Linked DNA regions of Homo sapiens: region 2 is linked to region 1. The links are chromatin loops, found by intact Hi-C in ENCODE. Cell type or tissue: PC-3. All regions are shown on one strand. Each heading gives the region's core, and the rest is flanking DNA. Links, peaks and the distances in the headings are about the cores only.

Region 1 (5,384 bases), core at 207-5,206:
AAAAACTATGAAAACTACAAGCCACCGCAGGCTTGACCAGAAATGCTTCAGTTTCAAAGGCATTTGCATTTGCTGTCGCCTTTGACCAAGCCACTCTTCCTCCAGAGAGTGTCAACGCTCATTCTCTCATCTCTTAAGATTTTGCCCAAACATCATCTTTTGTCAGCACCTTCCCTAAAAATTCTTTTTATATTTCTAATCCCTTCTATTTCAACCCTCTTCATTTCCTTTCTCTTCCTTTCCTCTCCTTTTTCCCCGTCACACTTACCACCTCTCAACATACTCTATTATGTACTTACTTATTCTTTGTTTTGTTTACTGATGCAACACCAGTGCCTAAAACAATGCCCAGCACAGTGCTGATGTTCAATAAACATTTATTGATAAATTGAATAAATAAGTGCTTTGCCACTAGGGTTCTTCTTTCTCCTACCCTCCCCTACAGAATTTGTGTATGGGGGCTTCATCTTTTGGAATATGCGATACAGGATAATTTTCCTTTAGTTCCTGCTGTCTACATAGGAGTTCTAATCCAGGATAAACATAGAGTGTTACTGATGATGGGGTGGAAAGAGTATCTAAGAACAGTTTAGTGTCTGACCTGAATGAACGAAGTCACCTCCAGATCCACCAGTAAGATGCAATTTTGAACCATAACTTGGCCTTTGATATTTTAAAACTCTTGATACATATCATCAAATTATATTCAGAAAAGTTATGCCAACATGCCAATTTCTCTTTTCTCTGCAGTCTCATTATTAATTAATTAATTAATTATTATTTTTTTGAGACAAGGTCTCACTATGTTGACTAGGCTGGTCTCAAGCTCCGAGCCTCAAGCAGTCCTCCTGCCTTAGCCTCCTGAGTAGTTGGGATTTGTGAGCCACCAGACTTGGCCATTGTCAATTGAAACTAAAGAGTAGCTACCATGCATAGTGAATGCTCTCCTAAGGGTAAACGGTCAGTGTTTCTTCTCAAAAGTTATCCTAAAAAGGAAAGAATGCTGAATGGTCTTTGAATCAATTATCTATTGCCACAAAAAAGTACAGTGATCACAAAATATCACTGGTGTTTAACCATGCACTTTTAGTGTTGATGTCTCCGGGGTCAGCTGGAGGTTGGCCGGGTGGCTCTAATGATCCTGGCTGGGTTTGCTCAAGTACCTGGTGGTCAGCTGGCTGTTGGTTGATCTAGCCTGGCTCGGTTTGGCCCCTGACATCTCTCATTCTCCTCTTATTCCAGGCCTGCTCTCATGGTGATAGCACAGCAACAAGAGAGAGAGGTCAAGCTCAGCCGTGCAAGTACTTTACATGCCTCTGCTTGTGTTATGCTGGGTGGGTGGTTCAGGGAATGACTCAGAATGACCAACCACAGATGGAGGTGACTGCAAAGTTACAGGGTAAAGGATGTGACTTCAGGGGGGCTGAAGAATTGAGGCCCTTTTATGTGATCCACCACAATCTTAGAAGAGAGTTATTTCCCGTTGTCGTTTAATTTTTCCTACTGAAAGAATAAGGTTGGAAAAAGGGAAGAAGCTCTTTTTATGAGTGAATATAAAATTCTGGACAGGATAAAAGCCAGGACCCCATTTTTATTACATTTAAAAAGTAATAGGGATTATGTAACAACTGTGTAAGAAAAACAGAAAACTCTATAGGATGTACTCTTTGGAATAAAATGGAAAGAAATACAAGTTCTTGGGCATATATAACTTGCCCAATTATTTGAACAAATTAATTCTAATCTGAATAAGTTTTAATGCTAATTCAATCAGAAGTTCCAGACATTAAAAAGAAATCTCTTTGTAGCTGTATTCTCCCAGCTTTTAAAGATATGAAGGTTCTTAGGCTGATTGAATCACCTCTGCTCATTTCTTTGTTTACTGTTTCAGAAAAAAATATTTCCCTCTTTCTGGTATAATACATTTAAATTATTTTTCCCATTTTTATACATGCTCAAATTCTGTCTCCGAGTTCATTCCTGCCCATGCTTCCTCACCAGCAGAGACAATTGCTCCTGTTGCCTTTTCCTGTAGCACGTTGCTTATTATTTTTTAATGGCGTCATATTGTACTCAGGAGCCAGGTTTGGCGAGCTGGGTTGGGGAGACTACTCACACTGGAATCGGGCCAAATCTCAACTGGAGGAGAATAATGCATTATTATATTGTTAGATCATGAGCTCCCTGAGGGCAAAGACTGCCACTGGCCCCTGTGTCTGGCACAAGACCCAACACGTAACAAGTATTCAATAAGTGGTTACTTGAATGAGGTGGTGTGTGGTTGAGTGCTTGGGCCCTGGAGCTGGCTCCTTGTTCTCAAATCTTGGCTATGTCGTTTACTAACTGTGTGTCTTTGGGCAAGTTAGTTCACTTCTTTGTACTTTTTTTCTTTTTCAGCTTAAAAGAGGGATATAAAGGTAGCTATTTCATAAGATGATACATAAAAGGCATGTCAGAATTTATGATTGTTACTATTACTGCTGGAGGCTCTTAAGGTGGCAGGAAGGAGGATGTTACAGATTGAATCATGTCCTCCAAAGAAGATATACTGGAGCTCTAACTCCACCCAGTACCTCAAATATGATTCTATTTCCTTATTTGGAGGTAAGGTCTTTACAGAACTAATCAAGTTAAAGTGAGGTCATTAGCGTTAGCCCTAATCCAATATGATGTTGTCCTCATAAAAAGGAAAAGTGTAGACACACACACACACACACACACACACACACACACACACACAGTCATACAAAGATGAAGGCAGAGATCTACAAGCCAAGGAATGCCAAATACTGCAAGAAAACCACTGGAAACTAGGAGAGCGGGGTGGAATAGATGCTTTCCCACAACCCTGAGAAGGAACCAGCCCCCGACACCTTCATAGCAAACTGCTAGCCTTCTTTAAGCCACCCAACTTGGGGTTCTTTGTTCTGGCAGCCCTAGCAAACTTGCACAGAGGGGCCGTGGGAACCAGCAGCCCACATCCTTCTTTGGTGACTGCACACTGACCTTGGATTCCTGGCATCCAGTTGTACTCTTTCAGGTTCCATCTCTTCTGCATACCTCATGCTCCTGGCACATTTTTGAATGGTTATGCCAGGTCCAGAGCCCAGGACCCCACAGGATATTTTGTGATAAGGCGGTAGCCTTCAAGGTAAAACTCAGTGGCCTTGACATCAACTATTCTGTTCTCAGATCTCCAAGGTAAACCTGTTGGACAAAAGTGTCTAAGCCTATTCCCAGCCATAAATGTGATATGTAATTCCTGCAGCACTGATAAAGGTTGGCCTGATCCTCCATAACTCCCTTCACTTATTCTGTTAGAGAGCCATCCTCTATAAACACATCTAAACCATGTCTGGAGTACAAGCTATGTGTGTCACTTTTCCCTTTACAGTATATAATTAGTGAGCTGTCAGCACATTAATTGGAAAAGTATGGCCATAGAAATCAGGAGACCTGGCCGAGTGCGGTGTCTCAACCTGTAATCCCAGCACTTTGGGAAGCCAAGGCAGGTGGATCACTCGAGGCCAGGAGTTTGAGACCAGCCTGACCAACATGGTGAAACCCCATTTCTACTAAAAATACAAAAATTAGCTGGGCATGGTGGTGCACACCTGTAATTCCAGATACTTGGGAGGCTGAGACAGGAGAATTGCTTGAAACCGGGAGGTGGAGGCTGCAGTGAGCCGAGATCACGCCATTGCACTCTGGCCTGGGCAACAACAGTGAAACTCAGTCTCAAAATAAATAAATAAATAAAAATAAAAAAGAAATCAGGAGACCTGAAGTCCAATCTTGATTTCAGAGTAAGATTAAAGCAGAATACTATAATCTATGCCTCACTATAAATGATGATCTAGTCCAGATTTTCTCTTTATGACTTAGAAGAAAAGTGATTTTCAGTTAGAATAAATCTGAAGTCAGCCCAGCACGTGTGGAAAAATGCAATATTGGCCGGGCATGGTGGCTCATGTCTGTAATTCCAGTACTTTGGGAGGCCAAGGTGGGTGGATCACCTAAGGTCGGGAGTTCGAGACTAGCCTGACCAACATAGAGAAAACCTGTCTCTACTAAAAATACAAAATTAGCCGAGCGTGGTGGCGCATGCCTGTAATCCCAGCTACTCAGGAGGCTGAGGCAGGAGAATTGCTTGAACCCGGGAGGCAGAGGTTGCAGTGAGCCAAGATTGCACCATTGCACTCCAGCCTGGCCAACAAGAGCAAAGCTCTGTCTCAAAATAATAATAATAATAATAATAATAATAATAATAATAATAATAATAATAAAAGAAAAATGCCATATCAAGATGACTCTCTGTCTCCAAATCAGTCCGTCAGGTTTTTCCTTCTCCCAGTCCTCCCCACACTTTTTTCTAATAATAGAATATTTTCTCTTTAAAGAATAAATCAGCTTCCAACCACCCAGTAAGAGCCACATGGTTTGTCTTTTAGAGGCTTGGAAGGAGATCATGCTGTTTCCATCTTGGGAGTTTGTGATACGAGCCATAGGACACAATATGTTTGCCTAGTGGTGACCGTTGTCCTGGGATGACACTGGGTGTTAGGCAGTAGCCTGAAGCTTTCATAGAAGCATCTCCATAGCTAGGAATTTATATAAACCAGTGCACAACTGGTTTACATAAAGGGCACTAAAAAAAATGCTGCCCGTGTGGTTTGTGTAGGGTTCTTACAGCCATACACAAGGAACTTGTTACAAAAGCTCTCCTCTCTATTCATGGATATGTGAGCACATATTATGCTTTTTTGGGACTTTAAAAAAATCAGAGCAGCTGGTAACCTTCTGTGTTGTTTTATTGCTTACATCCAGCGAGAGAGTAAGGCAGGATACAGATTGTTATGTGTTGTCCTAGACTTCCGTTTGCAATAAGGAGCATACACAATGCCATACCAAAGTGAGTTTATTGACATTCCTTGAAGATGGTGTGATGGAAGAGAAAGCGCGGCCTGAGTATCACGTGACATTTCTCTTGCTGATGTAAGCAAAATCAGCCCAATAACGTGGACTTCTCCTGCTATTGACTAGAACAGACTTTTGAACAAAATTGTTGTAGACATTTCCTTGGATAAATTGGAAGCTGCAGGAAGTAGGCTAAAGGAACAATATTTACTCTATATACTACCTCTAGGCACCTTTTTTCCTACTAGAACAAAGGGACTACATGTCACTAACAGGAAAATAACACTTTCTCTTTTCTTTTGGACCTTATGATGGCTGGAACATCCATCCCAGATTTTTATGATATAGTATTGCGGTAGTTTTAATAATGAACACTGAAGTACGTAATAATAATAATAATAAAAATAATAATAATAATAATAATAAAGCACCACATTTGTTATGTAAAGTTCTAACTACTTTCATTT
Region 2 (5,384 bases), core at 148-5,147, 77 kb after region 1:
TGAACCATGGCAGGGAGAAGAGAAAATGAGGATGGAGGAGAGAGTATGAGGAGGTGAATGTTTAGGTGTGGAGGTGGAAGAAGAGGGAGGAGAGGAGATCAGGGACAGCTGGGAGGGTAGTGGCTCTAATTTACAGAGTGAAAATACAGGGAAAAGAGGTGTCAATGAGGGGGTGTTGGAGGGGAAAGAATAGTGAATGATCCATTCTGGCGGGAGTGGCAAGGGTTGAAAAGCAGAGACTACTTGAAGCTGTCAGTGATTCCCCGAGGAAGTCGGAGTATGGTATTGCAGGTATCAGCCCCATTCACAAGACTGCACCACATGGGCAGGGAATAATGAAATGCAGCCGTTGATGGGATTCTAGCCTGCCCTGCCTTAACCTTTACACATCCTCAAGTAAGTATTGCAACCATGCCCACTTTGTGACCCCCATTTGGGAGACTAAGGGCAGAGAGTTGAATAACACGCCTCCATCAATAGTCCCTACCTGTTGGAGTGAAAATTCAAACGTCAAAGAGATGTACTCTTAACCCCCATGCCTCTCCAGATTTTGGAACGTTGGAGAGTAAACCGAAGGAAAAAGATGTTTGAATATTTTGGTGAGAAAGCAGGATTTAAGTTCAGGGAATATTTTCTCTTTTTATCATTTCAGATCGCTATCCCTTCCACATGTGATTCAGAGTTTCAGGGCACTTGTTCAAAAATGACCCTAATGAAGCATAAGATGTAAGTAGTTAGAACACACAAGAAACTTTTTGTTTGCTTTTTTATTTTCGAACACGGCTGCTCAATATTTGGTTTACCGTTCAACAATTATATTTCAAAACTAAAAGTAATTTATACAGTGCTGTACATAAATAATTTTTTAATGGAAGCTATTTTGTTTCCTTTCTGTCCTTCCCCCCCCTACATCAATGGAAATCATTTCAGTACCATATAAATGATATGTAATCTGATAATATGACCATCTCTGATTATGCCATTTCCCAGAATACAGGAACCCCGAACCCTTCATCTTGAGGATTCAAGTTCTCATTTAAATGCACAAATACAATGTATAATAAGCTTCCGCTCTGTCTCCACAGAGGTGTTTTCCCACCGGGAAAAATGGCTGGAAAGACCTAGAGTTCCAGGGAGTGAGGGGCGAGGCTTACCTGAGTGTGTGGTTTCTTGCTAAGCTTGGCTGACGCTCTTGCAGCATTTCAAAAATGTTTGGCTGGCGAAGAAATGCCACAATCTTGTCATTATATGCTGAAACAGACAAAAGCACAGTTGTGGTTGAGTCTGCAGCCCAGAGATAATCACTCTGATGATTGGAAAATGGCTGCTTGATACCAGGATTAATGAAGGAGTTTGAAGGGCAGGCAGCATACTCATCAAAAAAATGCAAGCTCTTGAGAGTTTTTAAAATATGACATAATAACATTATAATTTTTTAAGGGATCAAACTAAAAGTGAACCAGATCTCTGTTAATCGTCCTTAACGTTTCAGGATCTTTACTGGGTATTAATGCATCTCTGCATGAACAGGTAAAGGAGAACAAAATAGCTCTCCCATAAGAGGAGTTCTCCTCTCTTCCTTCTAACTTTTCTTGGTCATTTTGCTGTAGTTATGGAAAAGATTCTTTATGAGTGCAAAGTAATCCATGTGTCGATTTCCCAGTAGTGATAATGGAAATACCATTTAGATGCTCTCATTTCATTTTCCTCGATACAAGTGGCATATGTTTTGGAAAGAGGTGGCTGAAGTTAGGAATGGACACTGCAAACTTTATGCCATACATACATGGAAAGAGAGGTATACATTAAAAACTGTCTAAAAACAGTAAAATTCACCTCATTTAAACCTTGCTCTTGTGCACGGGATTAACAAATCACTGAATAGAATAAGGAAGAAAGGACCTGAGAGTTTGGGAAAGAACAGAAAAGACAGGGAGGGGAACAGATAGGTGAGGAGGAAGGGAGAGGGGAAAAGGACAGAGGGGTGGATGGTAGCAGGGGTCGGGGTGTGCACTATATCCTAAAAGAGGAGAAAGGAAAGACAGAATGTTGAATAGTAAAGGGTTCATGACAAAAACCAGAAAAACAAACAAAAAATCAAGTCTAGGTGTTGCTATTCTTTGAGCCAGGGGCTCAAACAAGCATGATACATACCCAGTGGCAATGACTCATGTTGATGTTGGCTTCGAATAGCAGCTACTAAGCTGTGTCCTGGCCTGGCCAGTAAAGAGGCTCCTCTGTTTCTAGAAACTTCTGAGGCCTAATTTTAGAATAAAAGCATAAGCATTAGAAATTTGTATCAATTTCAGATGTCTCTTGATACCAGTTTTTCAACCTAAGGGGTAAAAGATTTTGAAGTCACCTAAGTTGAAAAAGTAAAAAAGTGATGGAAAAGAAAGCTTACAAAAGTGTCTAAGTAGAGTTGATGATGTGCTATACTATGGTTAAGAAAGCCATCTGGCTCACGCCTGTAATCCTAGCACTTGGGGAGGCTGAGACCTTGATAACAAGGTCAGGAGTTTGAGACCAGCCTGGCCAACATAGTGAAACCCCATCTCTACTAAAAATACAAAACTTAGCCAGATGTGGTGGCAGATGCCTGTCATCCCACCTACTTGGGAAGCTGAGGCAGAAGAATCACTTGAACCTGGGAGGTAGGGGTTGCTGTGAGCCGAAATCACTCTGGCCTGGGCAACAGAGGAAGGCTCTGTTTCAAAAAAAAAGAAGTGATCATGTCAAAGTCATGAATATTAATCAAATTAATACACTGAATAGCCCAAGAAACATTTCTCATCATAAATTTGTTAAAGAGAGATAAATCCTAGATAAATATCATTGGTAAGGTACGCCTATAACTTTCCAAGGTAGCATTGAACTTTAGTACCAAATGTATAATGGACTTCTTGTTTAAATAGTATTGATTACATTCATTCTTTCTTGAATGCCTGTTATTGCATTCACTGTGCTGGCTTCTGTTCACATAGCATCTTATATATCCTAACAAATTCTGCAAGATAAGCATTATTAACCAAAATTTACAAATAGGGAATCTGAGGATCCAGGAAAAGTAAAGTTTCCCCAGGTTTACAACCGTAAGACAGGGGGATAACCAGGATTCTAATACTTGACTGCAAAGCACTTGTTTACTCCTTCCACACTGCCTGCCTGCTTCCAATATCTTGGTTCAGCTTAGGCATTTTGACAAAACTTCAGAGATAAATAACTTGCTTAGCCTAAAGTTGATACTTGTGATGATTAACTTTAAACTAAATTAGCTCAATTTTGCCAGTGCGGTGGCTCACACCTGTAATCCCAGCACTTTGGGAGGCTGAGGCAGGTGGATCACTTGAGGATAGGAGTTTGAGATTGGCCACCAGGGTGAAACCCCATTTCCACTAAAAATCTAAAAATAAGCCAGGCATGGTGGCGCATGCCTGTAATCCTAGCTACTCGGAAGGCTGAGGCACGAGAATCCCTTGAACCCAGGAGGCATAGGTTGCAGTGAACCGAGATTGCACCATTGCACTCCAGCCTGGGCGACACAGCAAGACTCTATCTCAAAAACAAAACAAAACAAAACAAAAAAACTAACTTAGCTCAATTTTAAATTTTGTAAATTAAAAAAAATCACCTTTGTAAAAGGTGAAAGAAAACTTTGCTGATCAATAAACTATGCAGTTCTAGAGCATGATAATGGACATTCTCACTGTGATTCTACATACATTTTGTTTTTTAAGACCCTTGCAGAGTAAGATGTTAAAATCTATAGAGGCATTATAGATTTTCCACATTGCAGTACATTCACCAGATATATGGGATTTAATGTAGAGTGTAACTCATCCTATGATATTTGTCAAAGTATGCTAAAATAGGCTTTAAAATAGTTAAGAATTTTGAAGTGTTAAAGACTTTAGACAAAGTAAACTTACAGAGTTTAATTGATCAAAGAATGGTGTGAGAATGGGGTGGTCCTCACTCAGAACCAGAACCAGAAAGGGAGGAGAGAGCTCCATTCTGCAACCATGGGCAGGCAGCATTTACGGTTGGGGAATGGGAGCATGGTACGGAAGCAGCTCAGTGTTTGCCTTATTTGAACATGGTCTGATCAGTTAGCCACCTGCAACTGACTGAAGCTTGGCTGTTGTGATTGGCTGAGACTCAACCCTTTGTTGCCAAAGTATACTCCCAAATTAGGCTTTCAGTTAATTCATGTCCCAAGTGAGGTGGCAATCCATTACGTAATGACTCAAAAGTATGAAGGCATCCTCAAGCCAAGTTTAATTTAATGTAACAGATGATAATTTTGTAAGACACTTAGAAAGAGTTCAAACATCCAGATTTAAAAAAAAGGAAAGACATTTCTCCCTCTGAGACCAGCATAAAACTCACTCACACAGAATTCAGGAAGGTGATGAGGACCAGTGCTACAAAGTCTAGACAAGTCAGTTCCAAACGGCCACTTAAGAATAGGCCATGTGTGATATTGCAGATCGTAATGTAGGGCAAATTACTTAACGATCCCTAATGACAAACACAGGCATTGCTGATTTTCCTTTGGTTCCCACTTCCATATTCCACACCCAAGGATAACATCCTTTGTATGCAGACAGGGGCCACCAGTTCACTCTCTGTGTGTGGTAGTCTTTGCTGCTTTTCTGGAAGTTGGGTAGAGATGCAGATGCATCTGTTTTCTCTCCTGGTCCTTCTTATTGCCCATGGCCTACTTGAAGGACAAGGGAGTAGATTTTGTGCCACTTTGGTGGACTTCTCACTTTGATGTCATTAGATCTCAGCTCTGCTCAGCTGGCAAAGCCAGACACCAGGGTTTAGAAGCTGGTATTTCTGCAGCAGCACATTCCAGTCTCAAATGTTTACAAAGCAAAAGATGAAAGAAAAGTTTGCTGATCAATAAACTATGCAGTATTGAATCCTCATACTTCTCTTTTTTCTCCATGAATAAATAAATAAATAAATATGTAAAGGCTTTCTGGGATTGAAATTATAAGTCTCTTTTTCTTGGAGGGAATCATGCCAGTTTGCCTTAACGTGTATTTAAAATATTATTGATCTTGTAAAGACAGGATTCTCAGAGACCCACCAGCTGAAGGTTATCTAAGTGATAAATTACAGAGGGAAACTGGGGAAACAGCCAGATCTGCTGGCTGAGCTCGGGAAGGCTTGGCTGTGCACTGGACTCAGGAAACATTTGTTGTTTCGCCCTGAGTGAAAGTGTCTAACTGTCAGGGCATCACCCAGAAATGAATAAGGCTTTGAAACAGAAAGAGGCTCACTTCTATTCCTGGCCTTCACAGGAAATTCATTAATGGTGCCTACTTCTGAGGTCACCCACTCACGGGTAAAGCTGAGCCAGATTGAAAAACTTC

What was found. Peaks named below come from ENCODE experiments on the same cell type or tissue, not always from the same donor. Only the 100,000 strongest peaks of a DNase experiment are listed, where the experiment ranks them.
Region 2: a loop joins it to region 1, with 2.1 times the contacts of the local background. A loop is called at or near these places in 4 of 110 quality-filtered maps.

What each region holds. Positions count from the first base shown.
Region 1 is chr7:43,565,518-43,570,901 of GRCh38, reverse strand. HECW1 (HECT, C2 and WW domain containing E3 ubiquitin protein ligase 1) reads right to left here. Exons shown (of 30, transcript NM_015052.5): 30 at 4,901-5,384. Among named protein-coding and RNA genes, the nearest start is that of STK17A, 15 kb to the left of the region's middle. In PC-3, for the core only: no CTCF peak of the experiment used is centred there; DNase peaks (open chromatin) are centred at 1,341, 2,171 and 2,461; H3K27ac peaks cover 3,136 bases.
Region 2 is chr7:43,488,951-43,494,334 of GRCh38, reverse strand. HECW1 (HECT, C2 and WW domain containing E3 ubiquitin protein ligase 1) reads right to left here. Exons shown (of 30, transcript NM_015052.5): 18 at 2,155-2,260; 19 at 1,155-1,251. Among named protein-coding and RNA genes, the nearest start is that of LUARIS, 31 kb to the left of the region's middle. In PC-3, for the core only: no CTCF peak of the experiment used is centred there; a DNase peak (open chromatin) is centred at 2,164.